Regions from separate parts of the Homo sapiens genome. Here region 2 is linked to region 1. The links are chromatin contacts, found by Hi-C in ENCODE. All regions are on one chromosome and are shown on one strand. Each heading gives the region's core, a stretch centred on a gene start or an enhancer-like site at or near the end of the contact. The rest is flanking DNA. Distances are from core to core; before and after follow the strand shown.

Region 1 (3,892 bases), core at 438-2,937:
CATCTCTGAGGTCCTTCACAATTCTTAGACTCATCGATCTTTATGAGAAATTATTAAAGGCAATTGAAAAATAAACACTTCCTAAGAGTTGGACATTGTACATATTAAACCAGCCTCATGTTTTTCTTAAAGCAGGGGTTTACTGTTGTATCATGAGGCAAGTTTCCTAGCATGCAAACAGAATTAGGAAACAAAACTCATTGAGATTTGCATAGTTTGCTAACATCTTGTACCTGTAACTGAAAGTAGGGGGAAACCCAAGCTGTTCACCTTTGGTGTGCTGATCTGGGGGAATGCAGATGTGGAACTGCTTAACTTCGCCATGAAGAAAGCTTCCACAGGACGTAAGAACAAGATGAAACACACTGCTATACAGTAACTTACAATCATCTACTAGACTTCTATATTTTTGTCTGCTCAGCATCCACATACCGCATGTGGGGGAATCCCAAGATTGGCAGAGCTTTCTCCCCTGTTCCCTGGAACATAACCTGGACTCAGCCAATTAGATGCACTTGCCACAGTGTTTGAGTCTTAAGGGAGTGACCAATTCCCCAGGGATGGTGAGATGTTATTTATGGCAGAGGTGCTAGTCTCACGAATTCATGTGTCCACTGGCAGCCGAGCTGTGGTGGCATCCTAATAAAACTGTCCTTATGGCTCCATCTCAGCTAAGCTCCGGGCTGCCAAGTATCCTTTTGCTTCTGCTACCTTATCAGCCAATGAGCTGCCCAATATACCTCCAATAAAAGCTTTTTTTTTCTCTGTGATTAAGTTGTTCAGAGCTTTTTGTTGTTATTTGCAAGGAAGAACTGGTATACTTCTAAAGTGTTACACCACAGAATGAATTTAGGTGAATATTTGCTGTTGTCCCAGGGCAGTAAAAAAGGATACAGGCTACTGAACCTAAAACCTATTCTAATATAAACCCCAAATTTTCTTCTAAAAGGCTGGCAACCCAAGTGACAGATATTAATATAATCTCAACTTAAAAAAACAAAAACAGCTACATCTATCAAACTAGAGGTTGTAACAGTTACAGTTCTATGAATATACTGTGTAATAAATTAAAACTTTCAGACTGGGTCATTTATTCAGCACATACTTAGTGGAAGCCTTCTCTGTACCAGAAAGAGAGAAAAGGAATGGTTTCTAATTAACTCTTTTGTTTTTCAGCATCTGTGTGAAAGCAGAGAAGGCTAAAGGTAGAGCGTGTGTGAAAAATATGGGCAAAACCTTTTAAAAAGTCATGTCATCTATTTGTAATTGCATAAAGCTTTATTTCTTGTAAATTTTATCAGCTCATTTAATTACACAGCACACTAGGCAAATGCAGAAGGGAATGAATGGTTACTTCTCAGCAATTCTCTTCACACTTTTTATCTCTGTAAAGAAGGATTCTCATCATGCACTGAACAGTCACAGTGAGCACCGTCTATACCAACCAATTTTCTAATAAAAACTTGGCTATCTGGAAAAGCTCTGAAATGAACCATTCTAGAGATCCAAGTTTTCCAGGGTACCATACTAAGCACCAAAGGTTATTTCAGTGATTATTTTAACAACTCTAGGGGAATTTTTCTACATTATATATTTTCCTTCTGGCAGAAAAGAGAAAAATAGCAGGCAGCCAAATGGTTGCGTCACTTGAACTATGTCATTTCAATCCTGGAAATATTTCTGTCTTGATTCCCTAGGTAGAAAAGTGGGCCTCGGTATGGAGGCTATTTTTAGAGTCTGACTTCTTTTTTGAGCAATCCATTCCTTTCTTGACGTGAATGATTACCAAGTCTAGCTTTGAACTACAGTTTCAGATCAGAAATAAGCACATCACAGGAAAAGTCAAAGGAGTTTCAAGTTTTTAAGATGGGAACTGAACAAATTCAGTACTGAGTTCTGGGGAAGGGCTTGTGTGCTCAATTTCTGCCAAATATATTTGCTGCAGTGATCCTCTAAGAACCATAAAAAGTACAAGCTGTAAAAGAGCAAATCATTTCTAAAATGATGAAAGGCTGAGTTTTAAAAGAGGACTTATTCGGGAAAGCATGCACAAATATACGCAGAGACGCACGTGTGCATCCACAAAGAGAGAAGTCAACAGGCTCAACTTGTATGTTTGGTCGAAGCCCAAATCTATGAAAAAATAGAGCAAAGCATTTAATCTGGCTCTGAAGTATTCAGGGCCTAGATATAGGAAGGACAAAAGCCACGCTAGTATCTACTTACAATGTAAATCTGGTTTTGGTTGTTTGCGAGATAAAATAACCACCAACCCAAGTCTGACAGTTTGACAGTGTTCAAGAAGCTACAATAAGGGGGCAGCCCTAGGGCTGTATCACTTGAGCAATCAGTTTTACAAACGAATAATGTGTCTAATCCTCTAAGGCCTTTTATCCTGAAATCACTCACACGGAGGGCTCCAATCTTAAAGAAAGAACTTAGCTTTTATATAAACCATGCAATACAAGCCCAGTGTACATAACTGGACTAATTTAATGGTGTTTGAAAGAAGAGTGATTTTTTTTTTAAGAAAGAAAAACTAAGAGCTCTATGGCTCAACAAGGGAGTTACCTTTCTCTTCCTCCAATAAGGCATCAAAGTTTCAGGCAGAGTTGGGAATGATCTACCCTCCACAAGGAAAAGGCAGCAGGACATCCACATAGGTTTTCACTCAGTGCCTCAGCCTGCTTCTTCTGGTTTGATTCAACACGCATATATTGAGAGCATCAGGCACTATACCCAGCCCCAGGAATCTCAGATGGTTACAAGAAAACACTGCCTTCCAGGAACTCAGGATGAGCACCAGCCAGGCCTCATTTTCTGGGAAAAAAGTTTCTTCTAGGGACACCTCTCCTCAAGTGGCTCACAACAGACAGGGCTATATTAAACACAGGAGTGTGTGTGTGTGCACACGCGTGTGCGCTCGCCAGGCTGCCCAGGAAGGCGCTGTCATTCACGGAGGACCTGCCACGTGCCAGATGCTGGACAGGGCCCTTCATAAGCAGTAACTCTTGTAACCTCACAATAACTGCATGAGATAAGCATCGTGATTCCCCTTTTTAGGGATGAGGAAACTGCGACCCTGAGACATCTAGTCCTGCAGTAGGCTCCAAAGCCGGTGCATTTTCTGCTATTTGACATGGCTTGCTCTGAGAACAGAGAAGTTCCAGGTCACGTAGGTGAGATCCACCCATTCATAAATGCTTAAGAACCATCCAGGGTGAGCCGAGTCCTGCTGTGTGCTGGGGGAATGCACTGGTGATCAATCTGGCACAGTCCCAGCTCTTGGGCTTCAGTGGTGAGGATAAACTGGGAACCTGTGTTAAGGGAAGTTGAGAGCACCTTGGAAGCCCATTGGAGGTGCTGGTGAGTCTTCTGTAAAGCCTGGCATGAATAAATGGCTTAAACTGGGGCCAAAAGGATGAACTAGAATTACAGGGAATTAATCTTGCTAGGGTGGGGGGTGGAGGTGGGTCAGGGGGAAGGGTTTGGAATGAAGAAGTGTGTTGTAGCCAGAAGAAAGAGGCGAGAGAATGTGATCAGCATGGGAAATGGGAAAGGCCCAGTACAGCTGGTGCATTTATCCTACTTACAGCAGGAAGACAAGGAGGGGTTTTAAGCGCAGGTGGGGAGGGGACAATGGAAAATGCACGCCCAGATTTGCATTTTGACACAATAAATCTAGGTGCAAGCTGCTGGGTACAGAAGTGACCCACTACGCCCTGATGGACAGAAATAATCCTGGGCAATGCCAGAAGAAAAAAAAAACAAAAAAACTCCACAGTAAAGAGAAAGAAATTCTACCCACAATCCTTCTACCTAGAGATAACCACAATAACTATTTTCCTCCATAGCCTTTTGGTTTATTTTTATGGATTAAAAACAATTGAGA
Region 2 (3,919 bases), core at 118-2,617, 180 kb before region 1:
AAGCTTTGATGTGCCATTTAGTTGTTGGAGGGACGCATATTGTCATCAATCCCATTTTCCAGGTGAAGAAATAGAGGCTCAAGGACATTAAATGCACCAAAGTCTCACAGCTGCCAGGAGTGGAGCTGGGCTTTGACCCTAGGCTGTTGGAGTTGGGTTGGGATTGCCTCTCCCTCCCAGTGCCTTCCCTGACCCTTCTGTCCTCACCCCCTCCCCATGATGCCGCTGCCTTTATTCTCAGCGCTGGCCTAGAAGGGATCTTGTATGAGGGAGGAGGACAGGCGGTGGTGGGTGGTCAGGACACCTGGACTCTGGTTCACACCCTGCCACTACCCAGGTGACCTTGGGAGGGCCGCTTACCTTCCTGTTTGTTTAGGTGCTGATTCATTGTTTCTGAATCTGCCACATGGGCCGTTTCTTCCTAAAACTCAAGGAAACTGTGCCACATCATGAAGGAGTCCCACTCCGCCACCAGTAGGACAGAACTGTAGTAAAAACAAAGTAGAACAAAGTAAACAACCAAGAAAAGAAAACAACCAAAAAGCAAAGCACCTACTGGGAAATGCCTCTCTCTCCTGGGGATTTACTTTCCTGGAAGGTCTCCCAGGCGCGGGACTCAGTACAAAGTATGTCTTTCACTGGACCAGGGAATGTCTATTAAGGGGTGCTCTCTTTGTGGTGCCCACCACCAACATTATAATAGGTTTTATTGGACTCTTCCTACTCACTGTGTATTTACACCTTCACAAAAATACAGATAATCATGCCCAGATGGCTGTTTGGTTTCCAGTTGAAACAACCATGTGATGTGATGTGTCGATGTGGGCCAGAGGTTTCAGCTGTGAATCATTTCTGGGTTTCCTGCTGTTATGGTGAGGTGGTGAGGCATCCTCGGGTTTCCCAGGGAGTCTCTGTGCTAACACTTCCCCCTCCAGAAACAATGAGGATAAAAGAAGTCTCCCTACCAGGGAGCCACGTTTACCACCGAGAGCTTTACCTTATAGCTCAGGGTGGGCGAGGCGAGTGTCAAGGATTTCTTTCCAAGATGCTTCTAAATCACAAGAGGATCTTAGGGGAGTTGAACCACTGTAAGAGTCTCACCCTTCATCTCTGTTTCATTTTTAGAAGAGACTCCTCCACGTGAGAGGCAAATGCACTAAGGCTTGGTATTGTCACATATGCTGGAAAACTTGCCTGAGTGTCCTGAGGGTCTCACAGGCTTTTCAATTTGTAGATTGCAAGAGAAGGCATTCTTTCAATTGGCTTAGCCAGACTGCAAACAGCTCAGAAGAAATGATCTGTTCCCTTATTCATTCCACAAGCATGCCTTGAGCATCTGCTAGGTGGGGCTATACAGATAAAGACACAGTTCCTTCAAGGAGCTCACAAGATGGCTAGGAAGTGTCTTCCATAAACCTGTCAATATGCAGACACAAGTGCAATATCAGAGGCGAATTCAAGGAGCGATAGAGGGAGAAACTGATTGTCTTGGGTAGGATGACAAGAGAAGGACATTCCAGGAAAAGAGCACAAAGAAAGGAAGGATAGAGAGATCCAAAGAGCTGCCACCTGGGAGGAGTTCATTGTGGCCAATGCAGAAAGCGAATTTATAGGTCAGGAGAGTATTGGGGGCTGGAAAACTAGATTGGGCGGATTATGAAGGGGTTTGCCAACCTGACTCAAAGAAGTGCGAATGAAGGCAGTAAAGAGGCAGGAGGCTGAAGGCAGGTCCAGTGGATTGAGGGGCCCAGAAGGGTTAAGATGGGAGAAAATGAATATTAATAAATTTATGAAGGAAATATTAATATTAATAGCAGTAAACATTATTGAATACTTTCTATGTGCATAGTAATGTGGCTAGGTGCTGCATTCACATTTAATACAGTTACTCAAAGAGATGGGTCCTGTAATTTTTTTTTTTTTTTTTTTTTTTGAGACGGAGTCTCACTCTATCTCTAGGCTGGTGTGCAGTGGTGCGATCTTGGCTCACTGCAGTCTCCGCCTCCCAGGTTCAAGCAATCAAGCAATTCTCTGCCTCAGCCTGCTGAGTAGCTGGGATTATAGGCACACACCACCATGCCCAGCTAATTTTTGTATTTTTAGTAGAGACGGGGTTTCACCATGTTGGCCAGGATGGTCTCGATCTCTTGATCTTGTGAACCGCCTGCCTCAGCCTCCCAAAGTGCTGGGATTACAGGCATGAGCCACCATGCCCAGCCAATTATGTGTGTTTTTTTTTTTTTGTTTTTTTGTTTTTTTTTTTTTTTTTTGAGATGGAGTCTCACTGTCACCCAGGCTGGAGTGCAGTGGCGCAGTCTCGGCTCACTGCAAGCTCCGCCTTCCGGGTTCACGCCATTCTCCTGCCTCAGCCTCCAATTATCTTTTATTTAACAGATGAAGAGACTGAGGCTTATGGAGGTAACAGAAATAAACTTCTCAAAGTCCCATAGATAGGAAGAAGACAGCAGCTGGCTCAAACCTTGGTTGTCTTATGCAAGGGAGAAATAAGAAATGTAAAAAAAGGAAAAGAAAGTCAATTTACTTGCCTTCAGTTATTTCTCTGACCATTTAATTATACACCACTCATTTAAAAATATTTTATTTATCCTGGCCAACGCTTTTTCCTCCAAAATCTTTGGTAGAAAGTTTAGTCTTTGCTTTTATCCTTTATTATTTCCCTCTTTTTGCAATCTTTACTACATGTACACAGTTCATTGTGAAAATCTTTTTAGGATGCACTCGTATGAAAAGCATAATGCAAAATGAAAATTCATCTATAAACAAACAGGGCAAACAGCATCTATTTGCGGTTTTCTTTGCACAGGTAGTTTGTTTCTCAGTGCTGAGCTTTGGAGAGGATATTCAGAGTGTCTGTTTTTCCATATTTTCTGAGCAGTACACTGAAGTTTTTAGAATGTGTGCATATCCACTGATATTTTGGCATCAACTGAGATGCAAAGTAATTGAATAGGACAAAAAAATAAAAATAAAAGGAGAGAAATGGTTTACAAAACCACCGTAAGCCTGACTTGTGTATTCATGGGATTTATAAATAGAGTTAGCTATAGTTAGGCTTTTCGTATGAGTGGGGCAGGGAGCAAGGCTGGGATCAGCATATGGATGAACAATAAAGGTATCCTCTCGCAGGTGATGAGCTCTGAGAACCACGTATCCTTGATCCCTGAGCCCTGATCTCTTTCCCTAATGGGGATCTAAACATTCATTCACAGACCCTTACAGTAACTCCAACAGAGGTGTGTTTTTAGGGGCGGAGCGGATGGAGTGAAAAGCTCTTCTTGGCCACACTGTGGATCTCTGTCAGCCTAGCAGCTGGTGAGATGAGTGGATGCTGAGAGTGATCCACAGGTGGGGAGACCTGGATAGTGGCTCTTCCCCTTCTCCCACATGATGGTGTTCGCAAGGGAAGGAAAGGCTCAATGTGATGTTCATGCATGTCCTTAGGACTTGTCAGAAAGGACTTCTAGACGGGGCATCTGTGTATGTACAGTATTCTTCAGAGTCTCGTGGTGGCAGAGGCAGCAGAATTGCCAGCAGCTTCCAAGGTGGGCCAGTTCACCAGGTGCTTGGTCCCATGTGCTAACGTGGAGGACAGACAAACTGAGGAAGGTGCTGTCAAGCTACCAGGGCACACAGAAACCACCACCGGGAACTGAGACATGACGCTTCTCTTGGCCACTCATGAAGCAAAGTCCTAATTCTAGGCTGGAAGGATTTTTAGCTACGATACCCAAGTTTCTTGCTAGTGAAGTCTAACTGGAGTGAGTTGAGAGAGTTTGGGAGAAAACTAGGAGATCGGGAGTGTGGACAACACTTGCAGGGAGTTGTATTGCAAGAAAGGTGAAGAGTACAACAGAGAGGGGGGCAGTACATGGTTGGCAAAGTTCATGGAAGGTTTTTG

What was found. A loop is a pair of places that touch in the nucleus more often than their neighbours do. Pooled maps may share reads with other maps.
Region 2: a loop to region 1 is called in a pooled map, with 4 times the contacts of the local background. The contact joins two enhancer-like sites. A Hi-C loop is called at or near these places in 1 of 168 maps with a recorded cell type or tissue (PC-9) and 8 of 50 pooled maps.

The regions. Positions count from the first base shown.
Region 1 is chr12:11,777,331-11,781,222 of GRCh38, reverse strand. The region is part of intron 2 of ETV6 (ETS variant transcription factor 6); the gene reads right to left. Among named protein-coding and RNA genes, the nearest start is that of ETV6, 130 kb to the right of the region's middle. RefSeq lists an enhancer at 441-510. Within about 2 kb of position 1,687, at least 6 of the 41 ENCODE cell types and tissues checked have a DNase peak (open chromatin) inside an H3K27ac peak, as active enhancers do.
Region 2 is chr12:11,955,804-11,959,722 of GRCh38, reverse strand. No RefSeq gene overlaps it. Among named protein-coding and RNA genes, the nearest start is that of BCL2L14, 110 kb to the left of the region's middle. RefSeq lists an enhancer at 1-1,148 and a silencer at 1,114-1,408. Within about 2 kb of position 1,367, at least 4 of the 41 ENCODE cell types and tissues checked have a DNase peak (open chromatin) inside an H3K27ac peak, as active enhancers do.